Regions from separate parts of the Homo sapiens genome. Here region 1 is linked to region 2. A link is a loop called in an ENCODE intact Hi-C map of the cell type or tissue named here. Cell type or tissue: PC-9. All regions are shown on one strand. Links, peaks and the distances in the headings refer to the core of each region. The heading gives the core; the rest is flanking DNA. Region 1 overlaps PARD3 (par-3 family cell polarity regulator). Region 2 overlaps PARD3 (par-3 family cell polarity regulator).

Evidence for each region. Hi-C counts contacts between places; a loop is a spot of excess contacts. Peaks named below come from ENCODE experiments on the same cell type or tissue, not always from the same donor. Only the 100,000 strongest peaks of a DNase experiment are listed, where the experiment ranks them.
Region 1: it touches region 2 in a loop (4-fold over the local background); 1 of 110 quality-filtered maps calls a loop at or near these places.

The regions. Positions count from the first base shown.
Region 1 is chr10:34,695,368-34,703,649 of GRCh38, forward strand. It overlaps PARD3 (par-3 family cell polarity regulator), which reads right to left. Exons shown (of 25, transcript NM_001184785.2): 2 at 951-1,052. Among named protein-coding and RNA genes, the nearest start is that of PARD3, 120 kb to the right of the region's middle. In PC-9, for the core only: no CTCF peak of the experiment used is centred there; a DNase peak (open chromatin) is centred at 3,834; H3K27ac peaks cover 1,697 bases.
Region 2 is chr10:34,754,573-34,762,854 of GRCh38, forward strand. The region is part of intron 1 of PARD3 (par-3 family cell polarity regulator); the gene reads right to left. Among named protein-coding and RNA genes, the nearest start is that of PARD3, 57 kb to the right of the region's middle. In PC-9, for the core only: no CTCF peak of the experiment used is centred there; a DNase peak (open chromatin) is centred at 3,999; H3K27ac peaks cover 3,241 bases.

The DNA.
Region 1 (8,282 bases), core at 1,707-6,706, 59 kb before region 2:
AAAAGGCTGAGGCAGGAGAATCGCTTGAACCCAGGAGGCAGAGGTTGCAGTGAGCAGCCGAGATCACGCCACTGCATTCCAGTCTGGGCAACAGAGCAAGACTCCATCTCAAAAAAAAAAAAAAAAAAGAATTTGCTGACTTCTACATCCAGAGCCGAACATCCTGTCACGCATTCTCAAAACGCTGAACGTTCCTCCTCCCCCTCCTCTTCCTCTTCCTCATTCCTCTCAAGAGTACAGAAAAAAAGTGGGGTAGTGGGAGGGAACACTGAAGAGCAGTAGGTGGATAGGTCCAGGAGCCAAACTCACAGACCACAGTAAAGACTGGGGAAGCACACACAGAGCATCAGAGCACTGATGGAGAAAAGGCCGAGCTTCCTGAGATCCAGGCCCTGCACAGGAGAGGCTGCCCGGGACACAAATGGCCCATCGCACAGCAAGGCTGAGCTTCCTGAGGGCCAGGCCCTGCACAGGGTAGGCTGCCTGGGACACACTCGCCCACTGCACAGGAGCACGGTGCACCGCCAAGGCCACGGTTGGGATGGATCTTCTCAGGGCCAACGCTGGGACCAGAATGCAGAATGGCTGCATGTTGTATACACGGAGATGATAAGGACAGGCCCGAGTTGTGAAGAAAGATGTTATGTTTGGTTAAATTAAGGCAGAATATGGCATAGAAATCTTTTTGTGATATTTCCATTGTAAAAGTGTAGTTTTAAAACCCCAAAACCTAGTGTTAAGTCCCAGGTATCAAGAAAATCATTATACCTTGGTATTCAGGACAGTGAAGATTCATGATACTTATTATAAAAGAAAATATACTAGAGTGGGTGGCCCACACATAATTTAAAGTATGTGTCTAAAACAGAAAGGAAAAGAATCGCACCCGCTCCCTAGTCCTCAAAAAAAAAAAATGCATTCAGAACAGGTTCCCCAGGACCTGAACTCACTCTGTCTTTATCGTCTGCTACATCACAAAGAATGTCATCAAGGTCTAGTATTCCTCCATCTCCATGTTCCAAGCGATGCACCTGTATCCAGTAGTTTGGATCCTATACGAAAGAACAGAAACACTGAATATAGCAAGTTAGCATCACCAAAAGGGAATTAGACATTTTAAACCGTGATAACTTCCTGCCCATAAAAAGGAATCAACCTCATATCAACAATACTGCAACTGATTAAAAATTCAGACAGCACCCTAAGTTTGGTATTGAGTCACTGCTCCTTTTATGATGGAGTGACTCATACACACTCTTCCCTTTGGCTCTGATGCTGATACTCTATTATGATAGGAACTGCACAAACCTGCAATATGTACTGCATAAGTAATACTGATTTCTCTAAAGCATACTAGATTTCCTATTGCCCAATATATGAAATACTTATTATACTTATTAACCCCCAATGCAATCTACAGAAATATTCTAATAAGCAAACAGCATATATTATGTGTCTGAAGAATTTGTATTTTTGCTTATCTGCAAAAAGTAGTTTGCACACCCTGGTGGCTCCAAGTGTTTCTTACAAATAGGTCTAAAGATAGGGACACAGAAGGATGCTGACAAGACCGTAGTGAACAAAGCACATCCTGTGTGGCTTGAGCCTCTTTTTACAGAGACAAAATGACACACACACACACACACACACACATATTAAAATGCGTAAACACACACACACACACACACCCCCCTCAAAATTTGCAGTGGTTATCCTGCAGTGGGATTGAGGAGAAGGAAAAAAAAGGACATCATTTTAAATTTTATACACTTCTATATGGTGTACGTATATTTTAAAATCCTTAAAACTCTGCTTTCAAATGATCTGAAGAAGAAACATAGTTGTGTGTTTCTGAACTTCTACATCACTCTTACGTACATATTCAGATGAAAATATACTAAATTGCATGTTTCACCATTCCCTACTGCTTTCATTCTGCAACACAATTGCTATCCAGAAGTTCAATCCTCCATTCTTCATACCTAAAGATGATGTTTGATACAGTTCTTTCCTGAAGCAAAGATTGGAAGAAGGAGGCTAATGATTAATGAAGAGTTAAAATACAGATTCCTGGACCCTGTTCCAGATCTACTGACTAAGACCCTGGAGCAGGGGTGCGGGGAGAATCCATATTATTAAGAAGCTCTCCAAGTCCATCTCTAACAAAGCATGCCTAAGTATCACTGAAACGGAACACTTATTTTAAAAATGCAGAATGACCAATCCTTGTCACTTTTTAACCAGCACAGCAAGTAACTCAGACCTTAATCCTCAAAGTTATTAAACATTACCGTTAAAACCATTTTGCAAGTAACAGAGTTCCTCTGCACCCTCATCTATCTGGACCTCTATGAAAGGAATCATTTATCTAGAACACAGAGAGTAAGTTTGTAAAACAAACACTCACACACACACACACACACACACGTTGGCATCCTCTTCATTTGTGGGGCCTATTCTGACTGCACATGAATCCCAATTACAACATCATCCAGGAGTCCCTGGGACACCTGCCACTGAGACAGCTCCAGAATTTGGCATCTCCAGATGTGTTGAGTCCCCAAAGAATGAAGTCCCAAAACCATTTACTGATGGTAAATGGTATTTCCTCTTCAAGGAAAATTGGAAATAATGTCCTGGGGGTGAATAAGAAAGAGGTGTCCCCTGGCCACTTAGAATAGCCACATCCTGCCCACCTCTTCCCACCAAGCAAGCTCAAGGGTGACCCAATCAACTTAAATATCAACTTTCGTTTCTAAAATACTTCCACACACACAAGCACACCAACCTCCAAAATGTGGCTTATGAAACCATTCTTTAAGCCTCCTAATCCTGTTCACTCCCTCCAGATGAGATCATTATCTGCAGCCTTTATATAATATTTGTAGCCACCCCTTGGAAATAAATCCGCACCTATGGACTTTCTCAACCTCATAACTTCATCCTTCAGAACTTGCTACATTTCCACCTTTTCCCCAGCACTTTCCCTTTCACAGCCTGTTAGGCCCTGCACCATTTTCCCCCCACTCTGTGCCCAAGGCCTCCAATGCCTGGACCACACCTTACCCTCCAGGCCAGCCCTGTCTGTCCATCAAGACTTCTCAGGCATCCTCTTCTCCAAGAGCTTTTCCTGACCATCACACCCCCAAAGCAGATCAGCAGTCTAACTCCAGCCCACTGTTTTCTTTTGTTTAGAGACAGTCTCGCTCTGTCATCCAAGCTGAAGTACAATGGTGCAATCATAGCTCAATGCAGCCTCCAACTCCTGGGCTCAAGCAATCCTCCCACCTCAGCCTCCCAAAGTGCTGGGATGATAGGCATGAGCCACTGAGCCCAGCCTGTCCCACTGTTAATGTTCCTAAAAACCACAATCGTATGGAAGATAGAGTCAGGTGTCAAGCGTGAGCCTTTAAAGGCTGTGAATTATTTTTACATATGCAGCACAAAACCTTTTGTTGACACTACTTTACCTTCCGGTTATTATACCAATTCTTTGATGATCTTCACAGCAAATTTTTTTTAAAAATTGTCTATACTTGCTTCAAGTGTGTCTTCCTCCCATAACCCCATTCCAATCAGGCTTCCTCTTCCATCATATCCACAGCAGCCTCCACGATGCTTAACACAAAAGTCTGTTGTCTGTCCTCATCTTATTTGGTCTATCAGCAGAATATGTTACCCTCTCTTTGAAATACTCTATAAACTTGGCTTGTAATCCTCCAACTAACTGATCAAGGCTTTTCTAATTTTGAGAGTCAATGGTTGACTCCTGCCTCCGGAGGGGTCCTGACTCAACAGTCAGCTATGCCAAGCAATCATGATAACATCATGCCAAGGCAAATATCAGGCTGCCACTTATTAAATGCCACTCCACAAAAATGTGCTGAATGGATATGACGTTTTGAAAAGAACTGAGCAGGAGATCAACAGTAACCCCAACAGAGCATGCTGCATTAAAAATAAAAAAATAATAAATAAAACATAAAAAATAAACATATAAAAATGACCTCCTCCCACAAGAGTTTAAAAACCAGGAAGGATATTTTTGCCACTGAAAAATACAACTCCGTAGAACAGTGGTCTCTTGGGAAATTTTAACTGGCAGCTTTCATACCATAATTCTCTTTCAATGAACAGAGGACTTGCTTTATTTTCAAGGGAAGAGTCCAGTATCCAGTGAGAAAAAGTTAGCGCATACTTATTGATTCCACTTTGTAGTAGTTTGCATTAAAAAGTTTAAAATAATAACAGTAGGAATCTCTACTGTCCAGTCCATAGACACTCAGAAATGTAGCTGAGCAAAAAATTGTGATAAGGTCCGGCATGATGGCTCATCCCTGTAATCCCAGAACTTTAGAAGGCCAAGGCATAGTGACCCACACCTGCAGTCCCAGCTAATTGGGAGACTAAGGCAGGGGGATCCCTTGAGCACAAAAATTCAAGGCTGCAGTGAGCTGTGATTGTATCACTGCACTCCAGCCTGGGCAACAGAGTGAGGCCCCGTCTCTTAGGGGGAAGATAAAAGTTATGATAAGCCACTTTTTATACTACCAATAAATTCTAATTCTACAATAATTGTATCAGTCATTGGGTGAATAAACAAACATGACAGAACATTCAACTAAAAAAGAAGAAGAATGTTTCTCATTCAGGATATGTCCATTTAAAATAACAAAAGAGTTAAACACTAACAATAATTGTGTATTATGACAACCAAAAGTCCATCACACACAGCAATAAACGAGGGGCAGAGTTCATCCATCAAATAGATGATCAAGCAGTGAATGTCCTCATGGGGCAAGGCTCCCAAGGATAGGTCCAAACCCACCGAAGAAACCTGGAGACAAAACCACATGAAGAATCACTGCTCTTATTCAGATAAAGAACATCAACTTCACCTTGCCTAGTGCTAGACAAAACATTTCCTAAGACTAAGAATGGAAGCAGAGGTAACTCTACAAGATGCAAGTTGCAAGGAATGCTGAGGCCCACTCTACTCCAGGATGTGGTAAGAGAAAACAGTGCAAAGTCCTAAGGCGAGCTTTTGTGAGTTATGACATGTATAATGCATAGGCTCCGCATATTACCCACATGTGCAAATTTCAAGAAAAGTATCTGCAACTAGAAATAGCACCCTACTTTTTCATTAACCATGGCATACAGCAATGGTCAATATCCTGTCTAACTTAAGACCAGAAAAAGATCACTGAAAAAAATCTATGTTGATAAAAAAAAAATTTGAGTATTTACTACATGCAAAGCATTGCATGAAGGCAAAGAAACAATCATCACCCAACATCAGAAATTAAAATTTATCTGACAGGCCAGGCGCAGTGGCTCACACCTATAATCCCAGTACTTTGGGAGGCTGAGGCAGGTGGGTCACCTGAGGTCAGGAGTTAGAGACCAGCCTGGCCGACATGATGAAACCCTGTCTCTACAAAAAGCATAAAAATTAGCCAGGCATGGTGGCGTGCGCCTGTAGTCCCAGCTCCTCTTTCTCCTGTAGTCCCAGGAGAATCACTTGAACCTGGGAGGCGGAGGTTGCAGTGAGCTGAGATCACACCACTGCACTCCAGCCTGAGCAACAGAGTGAGACTCCATCTCAAAAATAAAATAAAATTTATCTGACAAAATATAAGTCATAAAAAAGAGGTAGACCACGTGTTCAAAGAAAACTACACCAAAAAAAAAATGTTTTGTGAATTCAGGAAGGAAAGATCACTCTCACTTGGAAAGGTCTTCATGGGGAGGTTTTAGCAGAATGAGCAGACCAGAGGGACAGGGCACAAGAGGAGGACCCTGAGCAGGGGGAAGGGTGTGAGCAGCAGGGAAGAATGGCAGAGGTGATTCAGAACGCTGTGAACACAAAGATAAAAATGAAAGGGTAAAAACATCATATCAAAAAGACACACTTATTTTTATTTCCTACTGAAAGCCCACTGAAACCACAATACACGCGGGGATGTTGTTGTTGTTGTTGTTGTTGTTGTTGTTGTTGTTGTTGTTTCCAAGCATAATCGCACAAAGACAAAGAGAACAGAGGGAAATGAGGGAAACACAGTTTTTGGAAGCTGAGAAGCAGATGGCCCAGAGGCGACACATTTTGCAGAACCAAGAAAGGGAACCCCAAGGTAACTGTGGGGAAAGCCAAGAAGCAGCAAGACTTCCCCAACAGAGCCGGTAAGAGGCTCTGGAATGGGGAGAACCAAGAATGTCAGAACACCGGAACAAGGATGGGAAGGGGCCAGGCACGGTAGTTTATGCCTATACTCCCAGTGCTTTGGGAGGCAGGGACAGGAGGATCACTCAAGCCCAGGAGCTCCAGACTAGTCTGGGGAACGTAGTGAGGCCCCATCTCTACAAAAAAACTGGAAAAATCACCAACGTGTGGTGGTGTGCACCTGTGCCCATAGTCCAGCTACTTGGGAGGCTAAGGTGGAGGATCTCTTGAGCCCAGGGGTTCGAGGCTACAGTGAGCTTGTCTCTAAAATATAATAATAAAACAATTTTGGCTGGGTGTGGTGGCTTACGCCTGTAATCCTAGCACTTTGGGAGGCCAAGGTGGGTGGATCACTTGAGGTCAAGAGTTTGAAACCAGCCTGGCCAACATGGTGAAAGCAAGTCTCTACTAAAAATACAAAACAATTAGCCGGGCATAGTGGCGGGCACCTGTAATCCCACCTACTCAGGAGGCTGAGGCAGGAGAATCGCTTGAACCCGGGAGGCAGAGGTTGCAGTGAGCTGAGATTGCGCCACTGCACTCCAGCCTGGGCAACAGCAACACTCCGTCTCAAAATAATAATGATAATAAAACAATTTTAATATTAAAAAAAAAAAAGCCAGGCATGATAGTGCATACCTGTAGTCCCAGCCACCTAGGAGGCTGAGGTGGGAGGATCACCTGACCCTGGGGAATTTCAGGCTGCAGTGAGCCATGACTGCGTCACTGCATTCCAGCCTGGGCACAGTAAGACCGTGTCTCAGAAAAAATAATAATAATAAAATTAAAATAATAATAAATGTAAAAGATGGGAGGAAAAATAACAATACTGTCTGAAAGTCTGTAGTAATTAAAGCCCCAGCTTCCCAATGCTTCCAGAGAGCACAGTGACTGCCCCTCCCAGCCCCTGGCGGCTCACTGCAGGCTCAGACAGCAGGTCTGGACTGAGAAACTAGAGGAGGAACAATTGTAGAGGTGCCTTGTTGAAAATGAGAGGAGCCAAGTGAATATTTACGTACTGATTACAGAAAAATCCAGCCCTCTGCTTCCACTTGCTCTCAGAATGCCAGCCAGGGCTTATCCCCCCAAGGCTAGAGGTGGGAAGATCTTTCCCTGGGCCTCTATCCATCTAAAGAGAAAAGGCAGGGGGGAATCTGGCCCAGTCCAGGGACCACCCAGTGAAGCTCACAGTGTACGCCCGTGCCTGAACTCAGTGCTCTCAAGTTACCATTAGTGCCTTAGGTCAGAGCCAACCATGGAGAGACAGACTTTTAAGAACACCCCAAGGATGGAAGAGAGAACAAAACAAATAGTAAACACAACTTGAAAGAACCAGAGACTGTATAAAAAGATGCTACTAAAAATCCATCACTGGTATCCTGAGAGAGGTCAGATGGTGGTACATTCAGGTTGCAGAGGAATATGAGAAGGGAGGAAAGCAAGAAAGAAAGAAACGTGGTGAGAGAGAATTTTTTTAAAAAAAGTATTTTGGAATTAAAATATGAAAAACAGGCCAGGCACAGTGGTTCATTCCTGTAATCCCAGCACTTTGGAGGCCAAGGCAGGTGAACTGCTTGAGGCCAGGAGTTTAAGGCCAGCCTGGGCAACACAGCAAGATCCCATCTGTACAAAAAAAAAAACCATAAAAATAAGTCAGGTGTGGTGGCATGCACCCACAGTCCCAGCTACTCAGGAGGCTGAGGCAGAAAGACTGCTTGAGCCCAGGAGTTCAAGGCTATGGTGAGTTACGACTGGGCCACTGCACTCTAGCCTGTGTGACAGACACTCTGTCCAAAAAAAACTAAACAAAATACTAAGAGCTCAATAGGAAAATTAAGAGAAGTTGAAAATATCTCCCCTAGGAAGTTGGAAAAAAAAAAAAGACAAAGAAGATAAAAAAGGCTAATAATAAAATTAGACCAGTCAAGTAAGTCAAGCAACTTGAATAACAGGAGTTCTAGAAAAAGAGAATTGGGAAAACAGAGAAATAACCAAAAACAATTTCAACTTAATTCCCCAAAATGACATATGTTTCCACATTAAAAAGTTCCATAGAGAC
Region 2 (8,282 bases), core at 1,902-6,901:
ATCTCTCCTTTTCATATCATAGATACAATTGTTAAAAGCCACTAATTTTTAAATCAGGCAGATTTTCTTTCTTTTACTAACATGTAAAAATTCCAGGCTTCTCTGAACAAATTGGACAGGGTGAAATGAAACTATGCCAACCTCCAAAAACTATTTCAGACTGCGTTGGATTACAGACAATCCCCTGACTTAAACTATACACATACAAATACCTCATCAGAAATAATTCTAAGAATAACCTTCCTCCTGTTAATAAACGACATTTATGAGTAACTAATAACAGAAAGAGACACTTCAGCTAAAGCCATGATGTCAACAGTGATGAGAACATGAGGTGGGGCTTATAAGCAGGGACCTACATCCTTGACCACAAGGACACAAGACTACGTGTAAGAAGTCCTTAAAGCTTATGAGCAAATGGAAAGTTTTGGTCAATGTGAGATTGTCACTTTTCCAAGGTCCTTAAAACAGGCAGAGTGAGCCAAAAATCGACATTTTCAATGAGGCAAAGGATGACTGACAGCTTCAAGAAGAATTGCTGGGCCGAGGCTGGGCGCGGTGGCTCATGCCTGTGATCCCAGCATTTTGGGAGGCTGAGGCGGGCAGATCACTTGAGGTCAGGAGCTCGAGACCAGTCTGGCCAACATGGTGAAACCCCGTCTCTACTAAAAATTAAAAAAAAAAAAAAAATTAGCCGGGCGTGGTGGCATGCACCCGTAATCCCAGCTACTGAGGAGGCTGAGGCAGGAAAATCGCTTGAGCCAGGGAAGCAGAGGTTGCAGTGAGCTGAGATTGCACTGCTACACTCCAGCCTGGGTGACAGGAGAGAAACTCTGTCTCAAAAAAAATAACAGAAAAAGAATTGCTGGGCCGATCACAAGAGCCCAGTGCAAGGGTATGCCCTCCCACAGCAAATCTTCCTTTCATGAGGCTCAACTAGCAACTTGAGAGGTCATAACTTGGTGTCTGTCTATGCTCAGTGCTACTAGGATCTGGATCTGCTTGTAGTTAGCAGATAACCTAAACTGCCCTCTGATGTTGGCATCTGATCAGCTTCTCAGCAGTTTTCTCATCAAATGATTTCCAAGAACAGTCTCTCCTCAAGAATATGGATACTCAAAGATTTGGCATTAAACTGGGAATTGAGATGAGGAATGGGAAAAAGAAAACATTCCATCCTAAGCATATATAACATGCTTTTTTTTGCCATTTTTCCCCTTCTGTCTCAATCAACCAATTACAAAACTAAAATGATAATGACAAATCAACAAGACAGGCATTAATGTTAAGGCCCAAGACAGGCTGTGCTTACCTGCTTCAAAGGCCACCATATCTGAGAATTGTACCTACTGGCCCCACTTGCTCTAGTTCTGGGGACTAACAGCTTCCCAACAACCATGAAGATGCCCATGGTCCTTTACTCTAGTCTCACACAGGAGCACCAAACTTACAATAAGTTGTTAAACCAAACCAGCAGAGAGAGGGGCTAGGATGCTAATCTGGGTTGAAATCACTGTACAGGTTGGCAGTACCCCTCACCCTCCCTCCTCCAATCTCCCCATGGCAAAAAAATGCACCTTTTTTTTTTTTTTTTTTTTTGAGACGGAGTCTTACTCTGCTGCCCAGACTGGAGTGCAGTGGCACGATCTCAGCTCACTGCAAGCTCCACCTCCTGGGTTCACGCCATTCTCCTGCCTCAGCCTCCTGAGTAGCTGGGACTACAGGCACCCGCCACCACACCTGGCTAATTTTTTGTGTTTTTAGTAGAGACGGGGTTTCAGCGTGTTAGCCAGGATGGTCTTGATCTCCTGACCTCATGATCTGCCCGCCTCGGCCTCCCAAAGTGCTGGGATTACAGGCTTGAGCCACCGCGCCCAGCCAATGCACCTTTTTTTTTTTTCTTATAAAAAAAAAAAAAAAAAAAAAGAGTCAGCTCTGTTGCCTAGGCTGTGGCGTAGTGGTAGTCCTGAACGCCTGAGCTCAAGTGATCTTCCTGCCTCAGCCTCAAGTAGCTGGGACTACAGGCATGCACCACCACACTTGACTAGTTTTTTTACTTTTTATAGAGATGGGGTCTCACTACATTGCCCAAACTGGCCTCAAACTGCTAGCATCAAGCAATCCTCCCGCCTCAGCCTCCTTAAGTCTGGGATTACAGGTGTGAGCCACTACACATAATCAAAGCCATTCATCATTTTAAAGACAATCTCTGTCCTTTGAACCAATAAAATAATCACAGTGCAAAGCTCCGAGTTCCTGGTGAACAGGCTGAAAAGACAAAAGGGAACACTGCTAACAGATTTTTCAACCACTGCTTTCTTCTCCGAAAATTTTCTTCTTTTACTTTTCTGCATGAATCTTAGTTTCAAATTTTAGACTCAAATCACCAAAAGGTACTGTCATCCCCCTAAAAAAAGGTTCTAAAGTCATAAACAAGATAAATAACATAATGTCTTGAATATCTGTGAGGAAAAATTTCTCCTTGATTCCTCTGGTAGGTGCAATGTTTTTTATCCAAATCTGTTTTCGAAGTCTATGACAGCATTTTGCATCTTTTTCTTTACTTAGAGCCTTCATTTATATTAGAACTTCCTCACATCTAAAATACATATTTCCACAATATCTGCACAGGAGGTTCAAACACAGTGATCATGACTGAAAATTATAGTTAATTACTAGTCAGCACTAAAAATAAAAAATTTAAGTTCTTATTCTCATCTAACACAGTATCTGGTTAACAGAAAGTTGCAAATAACTGTGAGGTGTGACATGCTACAGCCTGTCCTTCATCTACCTGTCTTTCCTTTTCCACTTCCTGACTCTTAAATTGTCTTTAAGAAAACATGTCCTGGCCGGGTGCGGTGGCTCATGCCTGTAATCCCAACATTTTGGGAGGCCAAGGCAGGCAGATCACTTGAGGCCAGGAGTTCGAGAGCAACCTGGCCAACCAACATGGCAAAACCACATCTCTACTAAAAATACAAAAAAATTAGCCAGGCACGGTGGCTCACGCCTATAAACCCAGCTACTCGGGAGGCTGAGGTGGGAGAATCGCTTGAACAAGGGAGGCAGAGGTTGCAATGAGCCAAGATCGTGCCACTGGGCGAAACCTGTCTCCAAGAAAAAAAAAAAGAAAAGAAAAGAAAAAAGAAGAAAATACATCCTGAAAACCATTGCAAATTCTACTCATGCCAACTAGGACCATGCCCAGGATTCTGGTCCCCAGTTAACCTCATCAGTGACACATTTTTCTGCCGCTGGTCATAAAATTCAGAGTAAACGATGCCCCATTTTGTCCTTGCACTGGAAGGGTTCTGCTGATGATGCTTCAGTATACTATTAGAAAATTCTCCTCTCTTCTAGATAAACCTGCATCTGTAGACATAAAATGTTTGGGCATATAATTTAATTTCCTAAACCAGCTTCCTTATTGGCAGACTTTGATACTCCTAAAAATGCATCTGTTCCTGACCCCTTTGCAAGCACTCAAAGTATTCATTCTGTAATCCAATATTGGCCTAAACTATGAAATGCTAGAAAATGCTATAATTATCTACATGGGCCACTTTAAGAAAACCTCATGCAATCAGGGCTTAGTACTAACATGAGAAAAGCTAGGATAAACATTAGCTGAGTAAAGAAAAAGTTTTAAAATCACATCAACTTTTTTGGAGTATCCAACAATTTCCACATGCCACTGCTATATGTTATTTTACACATTCTTTTTAACAAATCCCTTCAAGAAAGGTAGTATGCTCCCCATTTTACAGATAAGGAAACCCAGGTTCAGGGAGAGGTAAGCAATTTTTCCAAATAACACAGCTAGAAAGTGGCAGAGCATTATTCCAAAGTCTTTCCACTCCACCACACTATGCCTCATAACCATCTGCAGAAGAGCAGCTTTGGAATGAAGGATATTAGGAGAGGCAAGTGAATTGTCACTGGGAAGTCACTGTGTTGCCCACAATTTCCTTCTTCCTCTTATCACGTCACACTGTCTACAGAAGGACACCTCATGATGAGTCATTTTCTAGTTGGGGCACTCAAGCACTAAGGCCCTTCAACTTACAGACAGTGTAATATGGAAATGTGTTTTAATCCTGGAAGCACTGAGTTTGGATTAATTTCACTTTACTCATTCACAGAAGAAAAAAATTCCTGAGAACAGCTCCTACCTAAAATGCAAGAACTAGAAAAGTCCAAGCCCACCCTGTGAAAGGGCACACCTGGAAGCTCCTTAAGTTGGTGACGGATGACAAGGAAGGTTTAACAGCACAGGAAATTCCCCCATGGTATAAATTATACTAGGTGTGACTGAAACGGCTAAATTAGGTCATGATAGATGGTTGTGTCAGACAGAACAGGTTATGCAAACAAAGACTATGACATGGAGGATGATTTTTGCTGCACAAAAAGAATAGAAAGAGGCGGAAGGAAAAAGCTACAGAATCATAGGCACTGAAGATAAATGAAAACTAAAATAAATGAAGACAAAATTAAATGGCTTCCAGTAATCAAAATTCAATACTGAAACTTTTTTAAAAAGAAAAAAAGAAAAAAAAACTCAATACTGAGAATAGATACAACTCAATGAGAATTGGATATGAAGCACTTTTTTTTTTCTAATAGGAACCAAAGAAATATACTACGGCATAGAAAACTGGCTCAGAACAGGGTATGCAACGGATTTTATTCACACGTGTAAATCTTTAAACTTAGGTCCTAAATGGTCCTATCACATTAGAAGAAAAACAATGTACATAATATTTAATCAATGAGTAAGCACTTACTAGATACACTGTGCTCTTGAGAACTGTTTCACAAGTGGCCTTGCTAAAGTAGAATATCACATTTTAGCTAGAACCACCCAAGTATTTCTAAAAGTGACTGGTATCTATTCCACGCATCAACAAAAGGGAAAAAGAAACTTCTAGAACTTTCCACCTCAAACATTTCACTGAAGGATGATGCACATAGCAATCAAACATTCCGATTTTAAGCAAGTAAAAGAGAGCAAAGAAAAAGTATTCATATAAAACAGGAAGTGAGAGGGACAATTTGAGGCAGCCAATTCAACAGCACATCGCCTAAGGCCAAGGCAGAATTATTTTCAGCAGGCAACATGCTACGCACAAGGATTTCAGCCAGCATAACGTGTGTGCTGCGGTAAAAATACTACTGAAGAGGATTCTTGAATAAAGGCACCCACCATGGCATTTCACAAGTCACTTTATTCCACATGTGGAATAAGAGACAAACTGCCTTATGGCTTAATTTTTAATATCATGTGAAAAGCTCTGCACATACTGCTGCGCTTTCTGATTTTTGTCTACTTTATTAGCTGAGAACACTTATGAATCTAAAAATACTTCGTTTTGGGGAGTGGAATTCCTTTATTCGTATTTGCACATGACTTTACCTGTCAAAATCTTTCACAATGCCACTAGGTATATAGGTTTCAACAAGTTTAGTATAATTCCAATCTTAGCCAACTATATTATGTAAGTAATCTCAATGTGGGAGGCAGCCTCTAAAATGATCTCCCTATCTTCTGGTTTTTATGTCTCTGTGTAAACCCCTCCCCAATCTACCTTTTTTTGGCAGGCGGGGTGTGGGGGACAGCGCAGCGGTGTAGAAACAGTATTTATTATGTTGCCCAGGCCGGTCTCCAGCTCCTGGACTCAAGTGATCCTCCCACCTTGGCCTCCAAAAGTGCTGCGATTACAGACATGAGCCATTATGCCTGGTCCCAATCTACTACTTTTTTTGTTTGTTTTGAGACAGGGTCTCACTGTGCCACCCAGGCTGGAGTGCAGTGGTAGGATCTCTGCTCACTGTAACCTCCACCTCCTGGGTTCAAGTGATTCTTGTGCCTCAGCTTCCCAAGTACCTGGGATTACAGGCACCTGCCACCATGCCCGGCTAATTTTTGTATCTTTAATAGAGAAGATCGTTTCACCTTGTTGGCCAGGCTTTCTAGAACTCCTGACCTCAAGTGATCTGCCCGCCTCAGCCTCCCAAAGCGCTGGGATTACAGGCATGTGCACTGTGCCCAGCCCCATTCTACTTCTAATATAATAGCAGAAGTGACAGGATGTTGCTTCCAAATTAGTTTATAAAGAGCATGTGCCTTCTGTTTTAGGCACTCACTGGCTCTCTCTCAGATTAGGAGCTGCATGTGGTGAGGAGTTGACACCTCCTGTCAACAACCACCTGAATAAGCTTGGAAGCAGAATGCCCAGCCCTGCTCCAGCCTTCAGATGACTGCAACCTGAGACAGACAGCCGTGGAGATCCAACTAACACACACCTCAAGTCCTGGCCCACAGAAACTATGAGTCAGTAAATGTCTGTTTTTTAAACCACTAAGTTTTGGGATAATGTGTTATACTGCAATAAATAAATTAAATTAAATTGGATAATTAATATATTTCTTTATATATGATCCTGTCACAGAACATATAACATTATTTGGACATAAAATTCAACCAAAAACAAAAAAAAAGTGGGGTGAAACACAAATATATTCAAGTACCTAGCCTTAAAAAAACAAAAGGGGTCAGGCACAGTGGCTCATGCCTATTATCTCAGCACTCTGGGAGGCTGAGGCAGGCAAATCACTTGAAGTCAGGAGTTTGAGACCAGCCTGGCCAACATGGTGAACTTCCATCTCTACTAAAAATACAAAAATTAGCCAGGTGTGGTTGCGTGTACCCATAGTCCCAGCTACTCGGGAGGCTGAGGCAGGAGAATCACTTGAACCCAGGAGGCTGAGGTTGCAGTGAACCACAATCACACCACTGCACTCCAGCCTGGGTAACACAGCGAGACTCTGTCAAAAAATAAAAGGAATCCCCATTTGGATTATCTTTCAAACATAAAAAAAATTATACACATATTCTGGTATCTAGGCTAGTTTAAAACAAAACAAATCAGATTGATTATTTTTCAGTCCTAAAAAGTAATTAGTGAAACATTTTAGAAATATAGCCAAGTTATAAAATTCCTGGGAGATTTCCAGTGGCAAATAATGGCCTATTTCTTCTACTAACTCACATAAAATGATTCAGCATTCCTCCCTTGATGATTAAAATGAGCAGATTACCCTGGAGAATCAATGTTAAGCAAAGACAAATGCCTGCCTTCCATTATCTTTTTGTAGTATTTTATGTTCTGCAGTGCACTATACTTCTACAAAGAAAGGGCTATGGTGTTCTACTTAAGAAAACGATGAGTCCTAAAGGAACAAAGTACAGCCACCAAAAAAATTATGTATATCATGATAAACGAACCAGGGAGGATGATGTGTCAAGGATGGGATTAGAAAAAGTGCTTACACACATATAAACATAACATAGATATAAATACAAATACATATATATAAAATATAAATACAGGTATACGTGATTTGAACACAGCCACAAAAGAGCATTCAATTTTATTTCACGAAGCTATTTTGAAGCCCTAGTTTACACCCATACTTTTATTGACATTGAAATAAGTTGGTCTTTAAAAAAGAAAATCACATAAATAGAAACTCTAATGCTGTTTCCAAACCTGAAAGTCACCCAGGTCACTCCTACAATAGGTTCAGGTTCTAAAACAAAACCCTAAAACATTTATCAACCCACTTTACTAAACAGTTTACTTTTTTGTGTGTGAGAAAGAGAGAGGCAGGGAGGGAGAGGGAGAGAGAGAGAGACAAAGAGACAGAGAGACAGAGAGAGAGAGAGAGAGAGAGAGATGGGGTCTCACTCTGTCGCCCAGGCTGGAGTACAGTAACACGATCACAACTCACTGCAGACTCAACCTCCCAGGCTCAGGTGATCCTCCCACCTCAGCCTTCCTCCCATCCCAGCCTTCAGCTGGGAACACAGACACATGCCACCATGCCTGACTTTTTTTTTTTTTTTTTTTTGTAGAGATGGGGTCCCACTAGGTTGCCCAGGCTGGTCTTGAACTCCCGGACTCAAGCAATCCTCCAGCCTCAGCCTCCCAAAGTGCTAGGATTAAAGGTGTGAACCACTGCACCCAGCCAAAAGTTTACTTTTTAAAAGGCTCTATCTATATGATGTTAAATACTTGACAAAAACTCTTACGTTCCACAAAATAGTCTTGATGTATTGGAGACTGGGAGTCGGGGAAAATGACTGTTGCTGATGAAGAAACACTAGCCATTTGTGCTGGGCTGGCAGGACTCTGCACTCACAGTGAAGATGAGCCATAGACATGACTTCTAGGGTTCCCACATTCAGCTACCAGCAAACCTACCAGCTACCACTA